Linked DNA regions of Homo sapiens: all the other regions are linked to region 3. The links are chromatin contacts, found by Hi-C or POLR2A ChIA-PET in ENCODE. All regions are on one chromosome and are shown on one strand. Each heading gives the region's core, a stretch centred on a gene start or an enhancer-like site at or near the end of the contact. The rest is flanking DNA. Distances are from core to core; before and after follow the strand shown. Region 1 has its middle 50 kb from the start of NTPCR. Region 2 has its middle 13 kb from the start of LINC01745. Region 3 holds the start of MAP10 (microtubule associated protein 10).

What was found. Hi-C counts contacts between places; a loop is a spot of excess contacts on that map. ChIA-PET counts read pairs that join two places held with the same protein, here RNA polymerase II (POLR2A). Pooled maps may share reads with other maps.
Region 1: a pooled map shows a loop between it and region 3 (2.4-fold over the local background). The contact joins the enhancer-like site here to the promoter of MAP10 in region 3. A Hi-C loop is called at or near these places in 1 of 168 maps with a recorded cell type or tissue (cardiac septum) and 8 of 50 pooled maps. POLR2A ChIA-PET finds 5 or more read pairs at or near these places in 2 of 52 experiments (CD4-positive, alpha-beta T cell and PC-3).
Region 2: a map of dorsolateral prefrontal cortex shows a loop between it and region 3 (3-fold over the local background). The contact joins the enhancer-like site here to the promoter of MAP10 in region 3. A Hi-C loop is called at or near these places in 1 of 168 maps with a recorded cell type or tissue (dorsolateral prefrontal cortex) and 2 of 50 pooled maps. POLR2A ChIA-PET finds 5 or more read pairs at or near these places in 1 of 52 experiments (MCF 10A).

The regions. Positions count from the first base shown.
Region 1 is chr1:232,899,628-232,902,375 of GRCh38, reverse strand. It overlaps a transcript of LOC101927711 not described here. Among named protein-coding and RNA genes, the nearest start is that of NTPCR, 50 kb to the left of the region's middle. Within about 2 kb of position 1,380, at least 6 of the 41 ENCODE cell types and tissues checked have a DNase peak (open chromatin) inside an H3K27ac peak, as active enhancers do.
Region 2 is chr1:232,703,657-232,706,356 of GRCh38, reverse strand. No RefSeq gene overlaps it. Among named protein-coding and RNA genes, the nearest start is that of LINC01745, 13 kb to the left of the region's middle. Within about 2 kb of position 1,421, at least 9 of the 41 ENCODE cell types and tissues checked have a DNase peak (open chromatin) inside an H3K27ac peak, as active enhancers do; they include dorsolateral prefrontal cortex, where a contact is called at or near this core.
Region 3 is chr1:232,804,046-232,806,745 of GRCh38, reverse strand. It overlaps MAP10 (microtubule associated protein 10), which reads right to left and starts at 1,330. Exons shown (of 1, transcript NM_019090.3): 1 at 1-1,330. The coding sequence starts at 1,296. RefSeq lists enhancers at 341-937, 1,147-1,226, 938-1,535.

The DNA.
Region 1 (2,748 bases), core at 131-2,630, 96 kb before region 3:
TACAAGATTCTGACCCTTCTCAAATTGTTCCTGGGGATAACATCACTATTGTAAAGCCTCAGATCAGTGCTTGAGATACTTTGCAGATCCTGCACTTGGGGGATCAGCTGGCACCACCCAGGTCAATAAACGGGCTCATCTGATCTTGTGGGACCCTCCCAGGAACTGACTCAGTGTAAGACAGCTTCGACTACCTATGATTTCATCTCTGACCTGACCAGTCAGCACTCCTTACCCACTGGTTGCCCCCTACCCACCAAGTTATTCTTGAAACCGCCAATCCCCGAATGCTCAGGGAGACTGATATGAGTAATAATAAAACTCCCGTCTCCCATACAGCCAGCTCTGTGTGAATTACTCTGTCTCTATGCAATTCATCTGTCTTGATAAATCGGCTATGTCCAGGCAGTGGGCAAAGTGAGCCCGTTGGGCGGTTACATGGGTAGCCATATAGGCCAGGCTAAAATAGACAAGGACAGCTAGCAGGCTCAGCCTTCCCTCCTTGCTGAGGAATCACTGAGACCTCAAGCAAGAAGTGAGAAAGTCCAGTCCAGTCCTTTCAAGATCCTATTTCTCCTCAACCCGGGCCTGTGTCCCAGTGAATCTTCTCTGTGTTCTCTGGGACAAACCTGTCCCTGCAAGTAGGCACTGAAATGATATTTTCCTATATTTTCCAGAGAGAGGGGTGTGGGGGCTGTGGTATTTTTAAGTGACATGTTGCAGCCCCTACTTCACCATTAGAGGCATGCAGATTATAATGGATGGGCTGAGCTGGCTTGAAGGACCCTAGGAAGGGCAGACGCTGGTGACTTCTATTCCTAAATTAGCAGTGTAAAGTCAGTGCAATCCTGCCATTTAAGAGGATTTGCCTTTCTCGGTGCATCTCCCTAAAGTGAAAGCTGCAGGTGCTTATTATCAGGACTTGGCTTCCTGCTTTCGTTCTGTGCATTCTTTCTCTTTGCATAGTTTTAACAGTTGAGAAAGTGACATGGCCTGCTCTGGCATTTGACAGAAAGAGAGCAGATTCTAGGTCAGAGCACTTGAAAACGGCTCTCCCACTTTGCTGAAGCCTTGGGCTGTGACACTTGGCTGGCCCATACAATGAAATATGCCTTAACATCCTGTGAGTTTGATCTTCAATTAGTACCTGTGCATTATGTATCAATTATATGACCTCCTCCTAGCCCTCCCTTAGCTTTCTAGAATTAGCAGGGCAGACCTGGAATTCCACAGGGAACTAAAAAGGACACTGTCGCAAATAAGGAAATAGATCAAATTTCTAAGTTTAGCAGCGACTTCGCCTTCACACAGAGATTCCCAGAACGCCAAGCCTCGGTGCCAGTTTCTGCGGCCCGTGTCCTCTCCTTTGAAGTTCATGTACTACGCATAGCAAGGCTGGCAGCTCACACTATTTGTAGATGGGTGATAGAAACATTACCTATCCCTGCTTCCTTCTTGCTTTCCAACCACGAAATGGGGTGGGCTAGACCTCAGGGAGGCAGCTCCAGGAACTTCACCCCTGGCTCAGTTTCCAGAAATAATTGTAGTGAGCGCCCTAACCCCTCAGGGGCTGCATTCTAAATGGCTCCTAATATGCATGCCTGGGGCACAGATTCAGTCTCCTCCAGGCTGGAGGGGAGTGGAGAGTTCTGAATCCTAGCTCCTGTAAATTGATGTTAAGTTCTGTAAGAAAACCCTTTTTCCTCTCTATAATTTTTACCGGGCAAAGGAAAAACGCCCTAGTCATTCCATAAAGCCTAGATTTCCCCAAGAGATTTAAACTCTGTTTTGTTTGTTTGTTTGTTTTTCAGAGCACAGTTATTATGCTGCTGCATTTCTGTATAGAAATGCCTCACGGATCTATTTCTTGCATTTCCCAGGCTTATATGTTGATTCCCTGAAAACCATATCAAACAACTTTTACTTCAGCTCTTGCCACCAGAATTATTTCTTGGTATGTTAATCAGATTTTCTGAACCCTAAATCACGGCTCATTATCTAATGCATGTTCAGAAAATAAATGACTTAAATTATGACCGACCTTGAAAATCTGGTACATTTAGTTGACAAGTCCCTAGGTCCAGCTAGCCAAGTCCGTGTTTTTGGGTCGTCTGCCCTGTGGCATGAATAATAGCAACATTTATGTGCTTTCTATGTTCCAGGTACTGGGCTAAATGCTTCAAAGACACTCCTCAAAAGGGCTTTGACAGAAATGTTGTTCCTGGCTTGGGAGATGCAGTGCAGAATGGCTTTTCACATGCCATGGCCCATTCCCTTGCCTTCCTCCACCATAATGGAGGAGCAAGGAGAACAGCCTTCCCATCCTTCCTTGCAGCTGGGGATGACCATGTGACAGATTCTGACCAATGAGATACAAGCTGAAGTTTCTTCTCCTCTGGAGAAAATAACAAAGCCTTATTCAGAAGGATTGGTCTTGTCTGCCTTCTACCTGCCTGGAACTCAGACACAAAGCCCAGAGGAGCAGCATGAGGAAGAAAGTTCTTTAGAAAAGGAATTTAGAAAGAACCTGAGTCCTTGATCTCTCTCCTGAGCCATTCCACCAGCCCTGGACTTTAGACCCCCAGACACCTGGTTGTGTGAGATGAATATCATCCTTTTTAGTTAAGTTTGGTAGTTGAATGCTCCGTAACTTACAGCCATGTACTAGCAAATGCATAGCTCTTTGTCATGTAAGTGTCACAGGATCCTTCGGGCGTTGCCTTTCCAACCAGATACCTCTGTGGCCTT
Region 2 (2,700 bases), core at 172-2,671, 100 kb after region 3:
TACCAGCTCTGCAAGTCACAAACATCTCCGAGCTTCATTGTTTTTTCCAGAAGAGCAGTTCTCCACATCCATATTGCAACACATTGGAATGTTTAACAAGTCATTTGTTACTATTATGAAATTATTAAAGTAGGTGAATATTTTAATTAGAAATCACTTGTTTCAAAATTTCTTGAATGGAATGAAAGAAATGGAAAAGGGAGTGTGTAAGTCCATGAGAGGGGGTGACCTATGTCACAGCACCAATAGTGCTGTTCTAACATAGAGGGAATGGGGAGAGACCAGTGTCCTAGAACATAAAGGCGTGGTTCTATATTTCAAAGTGCCCCATAACAAAGAAGTAATAAGACGACTAGGTCTGGACTGTGCCTATGAAGGTGGAAAGTCTGAAGACACACTTGCCTCTGGAGAGTATGTAGTCAGTACTCAGGCACCGGGTAGCTCCTCAGAAGGAAGGAGCAAGAGGCTCTTACTGGTTCAGAGGCAGCTTGTCTCGGGATCTCAGACGTGGAAGGCTGGTGTGGTTCTGATGCATGCACAGCCAGGATTGACTGGGTTTGCAGCTTTCCTTTCTCTTTTCTGTTCTAATTCTGGAGGTAGAACTTGATGCCTCCTTTGAGTCCTCTGCTCCTGTTTCCTCTGTTCCCATTTCCTGTTCCCGATGGATCCTGAGAAATATGTGAACACTTCAAATGATGTTTGACATTATTGAAAAGGGCCCTCTCTAGAGAATACCTTTTATTATGTGAAACATCTTATTTGTGATACGTACAGCACTTGTGTTTAAGCTGTTGCCAATTTATATTTGTGTATGCAGTATTAGTTTTCTTTGAGAGGCGGCCAGTTAGGACACTTATGTTGCTGAGTACCCATTACATTGTGAAAGATACCCCAAGGCTAGCTGATTGTTCAGTTTTTCCAGATTTTCTGTCTTACTGCTAGTGCCAACTGTGCGTCTGGGCATAAACCAGACCCTGATTCACCAAAGGCTGGCCATTGTCTCTTCCTCTTACCCATCTATTCTAACACACCTTCAGTCACCCAGAGCCCATAGAGTGCCATCAACAATAGCACACCTTACACGAGAAGAAAGATGAGACTTTCTAGTTTACTAGAAAGAATGCAAGTGTGAACATTCTGCAGTGAGGAAAACAAAAACCAGAATAGAAAAACACCAAAAACTTGGAATATTCCTCTTGGTTTTCATTGAGTTGATAGAGTGGGCTCTTTAAGGATGGGACGCTTTACACAATACATCAGGTCATGAGTTCTCAGCAGGGGCCAAAAGGGACACATTGACAAAGGAAGACATCATTTTCATCCAGCAGATTCAGGGACGAAGGGATCTGTTTTATTGATGCAGTGCTGAGTCACTTAGCAGCTGACTCATTAGCAGCCATTAGCCAGCCCACAGTCAACAGAAAATGAGCACAATTGTGCAATCTTTACAGAAGAGAATTTACAAATTAGGGTTGGCAACCGAACTGACAGATCTGGGACTGTTATCAAACAGAGGAGACTTTCTGCCTGCTGACTATTTTGGAGACTTGAACCCAGCAACATGAACACCCAGGAAGCTGTTGCACACTACATACAGGTCAAACAAGACTCCTTTAAACTGATGTTTTTCTGTCTGTCTCTGTTTGCTCCTTGTATGAGATTATGCCATTACATTTATGCACTAAGCAGACAGATAATACTATTAGTTCTGATTTCACTTGGCTCCTTAAACACCATACAGGTTACTAACAGAGCTGTTTTAATACATATTGGCTCTTTGTGTCATGCCAAGACACAGGTGTCACTAGGGGACACAGGGCTGGAAACTTAGCCAAGCATGAATGGCCCAGAAGGATAAGACTGGGATGTCTTCTAAATAGGGAGAGGAAAACGACTACCATAAAGCCAGATAAGGCAACAGGAAGTGTTCGCCAGGCTTTCAGCAGTGGGAAGTGCTACCATGGAATCCTTCTCACTCTGGTGGCCAAATTTACTTGATTTCTACCTTTCATCCAACCTGGTGCCCCTATGGTGGGCTTCACTATGAATTACTCAGTGAGACCTCTGGCTAGTCCTGCCTTTACCTTGGTACCCCCACTCTCTCAAGGTCAGGTTTCCCTGACTGATCACTAGCTCTCTGAAGCTCCAGCCTGGTAGGTAATTGGGCACCTGTCTGAACCTCAGATCTATTTTTTTTTTTTTTTTTTTGCGCGACAGAGTTTTGCTCCTGTCGCCCAGGCTAGAGTGCAATGGTATGACCTCGGCTCATCACAACCTCTGCCTCCCAGGTTCAAGCGATTCTACTGCCTCAGCCTCCTGAGTAGCTAGGATTACAGCCATGCGTCACCATGCCCAGCTAATTTTGTATTTTTAGTAGAGATGGAGTTTCTCCATGTTGGTCAGGCTGGTCTCAAACTCCTGACCTCAGGTGATTCGCCTGCCTTGGCCTCCCAAAGTGCTGAGGTTACAGGCATGAGCCACCACGCCTGGCGAAAACCTCAGGTCTTTAAAGTCAGATGGTCCTGACAAGTTAGCCTTACCAAGAGAAGACGTTCTGCCAGGTAGCACTGGCTCCCAGCTATGAACCCTAGTTTCTTCTGCCATTTACTGGCTGCATACCTTTGGGCAAATGACTGAAATCCCTAAGTGTCTATTCCTCCATCAGTTACATGGGAATACCACTGCAGTTCCATTTAGCTC
Region 3 (2,700 bases), core at 81-2,580:
CTTATCCTCAGTCCTATATAACCAGGCTAGGTGAGGATGTATATGAGCAGGACTTGTCACAGGTTGGTCATATAACAAGGACAACTCAACTAACAAAGCATTTAACAAAGGCAACTGCCTTATTGTATTAATTCGATTTTGTTCAGTTTGACATGTTTGATTAGTTGCTCCTATATTCTGAATATGTGGAGGATTTACAAGCATTGGAGGATGTTCGTGTGCTGCAGAACTTGGATGCTTTAGACAACTCCTGTGTGCTGGGGGATTTACACGCTTTTTTTCAGGAGAAGCATCATCCATTTCCTCAGGTGCATTCATTTGAGGCTCAATGGTGATTTTAGCCTGTGCAGGGGGCGGTTTTTCTTGGGTCAAGTTAGTGTAATACAAAGGAGGAGGGCAAAATATATTGGTCTCCATGTCCAATTCTGTGACTTCCTCATTTAGGGAGCTAACATTTCTCCCATTGCCAGCACCTGAACATGTAACAACAGAATTGGTTTTGCCATTCTCCACAGAACCCACATTATCACATTCGGCCTTACTTTTAACCATTTCCTTCAAATCCTTCTGTGCCTCTGGGATTTCTAACTCCCCCAGCGGCTTATCAGCCTCTTTTGGGCTTGGCTGTGAGGCTGGCTGCTGCAGCTGCTGTCTTTCCTGCTGGGTTTGGGGACTGACCTCCGCTCCTCCTCCTGTGCGGGTGAAGGTGAGGGGCCGCTCAAGTTGGCTCAGCAGGCGGCTTCCCAGGTCAGTCAGGCGGTAGGCCAGTGCAATGTCCCCAGTCCGCTCGCCCACTCGATTATGCAGGGGGAAACGTCCCCGGTGACGGTGGGAGCATCCGGAGGCGGCCGGCCCCACGACCCTGTGCGCTGCGGTGGCCAGCGAAATGTCGCAGGCCCCCAGGAGCTGTGGGGTGGGCGTCGGGCGCCCAGGGGGCAGCTGCAGCAGCAAGGTGGCAAGCGGGGTCCGCAGGAGCCGGCAGTGCAGGGTAGCAGGCTGCAGGCGGAAGAGGCAGGACTTGCCGCGACCGAAGCGGATGACACCGGGCCACGGTTCGGCGGCGGGAGCGCCGGGGCCGTCAGGAGGGTAAACCAACAGCGTGGGGAAGTCCAGCAGGCGGAAGGCCACGGCGGGGCACAGACCGCGCGGCGACGAGGCCTCCCCCTGCTCCTTTTCCTCCTCTTCCTCCTCCTGCTCCACTGCGGCAGCGGGGGACGGCAGCAGCCGGGCTTCCAAACGCACCCAGTCCACCAGCAGCTCCAGCGAGAAGAGCCGCTCGGACAGCGAGGCCGCCATTGCTGTTGCCCCAGGAAACGCCGCCGCGGGCTCCGCAAACGAGAAGCTGAAGCCCCGGGGTCTCACGAGAAACCGGAGCAAAAGGCATCGCTGCCTGCTATCTCGCGAGATTTGCGGAAGCGCTCCAGCGGGTCTCGGGCGGTGTCTGCTTTGGGGGTTTTGCTGCTCAATGTGTTTGGCCCCTTTGTATGCATACTTGTGAGCCGTTTTTTGCCACCAACCTTGTATTAAGACAATTGATGATAATGCTGAGGATATAAGTGGTAAAAGACAGTGAGTTTTTTGGGTAATGGTTTTATCACTGCAGATCTTATGTAACTTGGGGGTCAGATCAATATACCTGAGGAATATTGAAAGAAAATCAGGACTCTCCTTCCTTTCCCATGCTAAACAGAGCCAGTTAGTTAACTGTCCACAGTGGGCCATCTCTGTGTCTGCTGTTCTACCCAAAAGATGGTGACACTGCTGGGATGGCCAGGGAGCCCCTGCCTCATCAATTACAGTAGTACTGAGACAGACACACCACACACACACGGAGTGTGAATACACTGGCAAAAACTCTCCTTGGCTGAACTTTGGTCAGGCTCATCTAAGCCTTCTTTCCGACTAGGCCTTGACCTTGGCTTCCAATCCTGTGGACCCTGGATCACCGAGTTGTAGCAAAGGTCTCGCTACGGCTGTTGAGAGAGAACCCCCAACCCTTCATACCTGATTACCGTCGATACCTGATCAAATTCTTCATTTTCTATCATTGGTATCTGACCACCCTGGCCTGGCTTCAGCAAGAATCCTATTAGGCCTGCTTAATCAGAACCCTCCCACCCGTGATGTTCCCTATCAGTAAGTTTCCATCCACTTGACCTGACGCCCCCTTGGCTTTAAATCCCCACTTGTCCATGCTGTAATTGGAATTGAGCCCAGCTCTGTATTGAGGTCTCTTTTCTCTTATTGCAGTAGTTCCTGACTACAGTGTTTTTGCCACTTCAACTACTGTCTGGCCCTGTTTTTTATTTGACAACATTTCCAGCTAAGCAATCATGATGCATGAGAGTAATGTTAATGATTCCATCAATAAAACAAATGTGTGTACATAAATATACACACATCTACAGAGACACACAGAACTTGCTGCTCTATCCAGATATTTTAAGAAACATACTCCTAACCTCAATGAGCTAGCCAGCTAGGAATCCAAGGCCAGTTTTTGGAGAGCCTTGAATGCCATGGTAAAGAATTTGGACTATATTCTGTCCAAATTTTTTTGATTGAATAAGTACATCATAGCAATATTTGGAAATGTATCATGGGGAGGAATACAAAGGATGGATTCTACTAATTAGAAATTGGATTCAGAGCAATCTATTAGAAGACTACTGCAGTGGTCTAAGAGGCAGATAATTATGA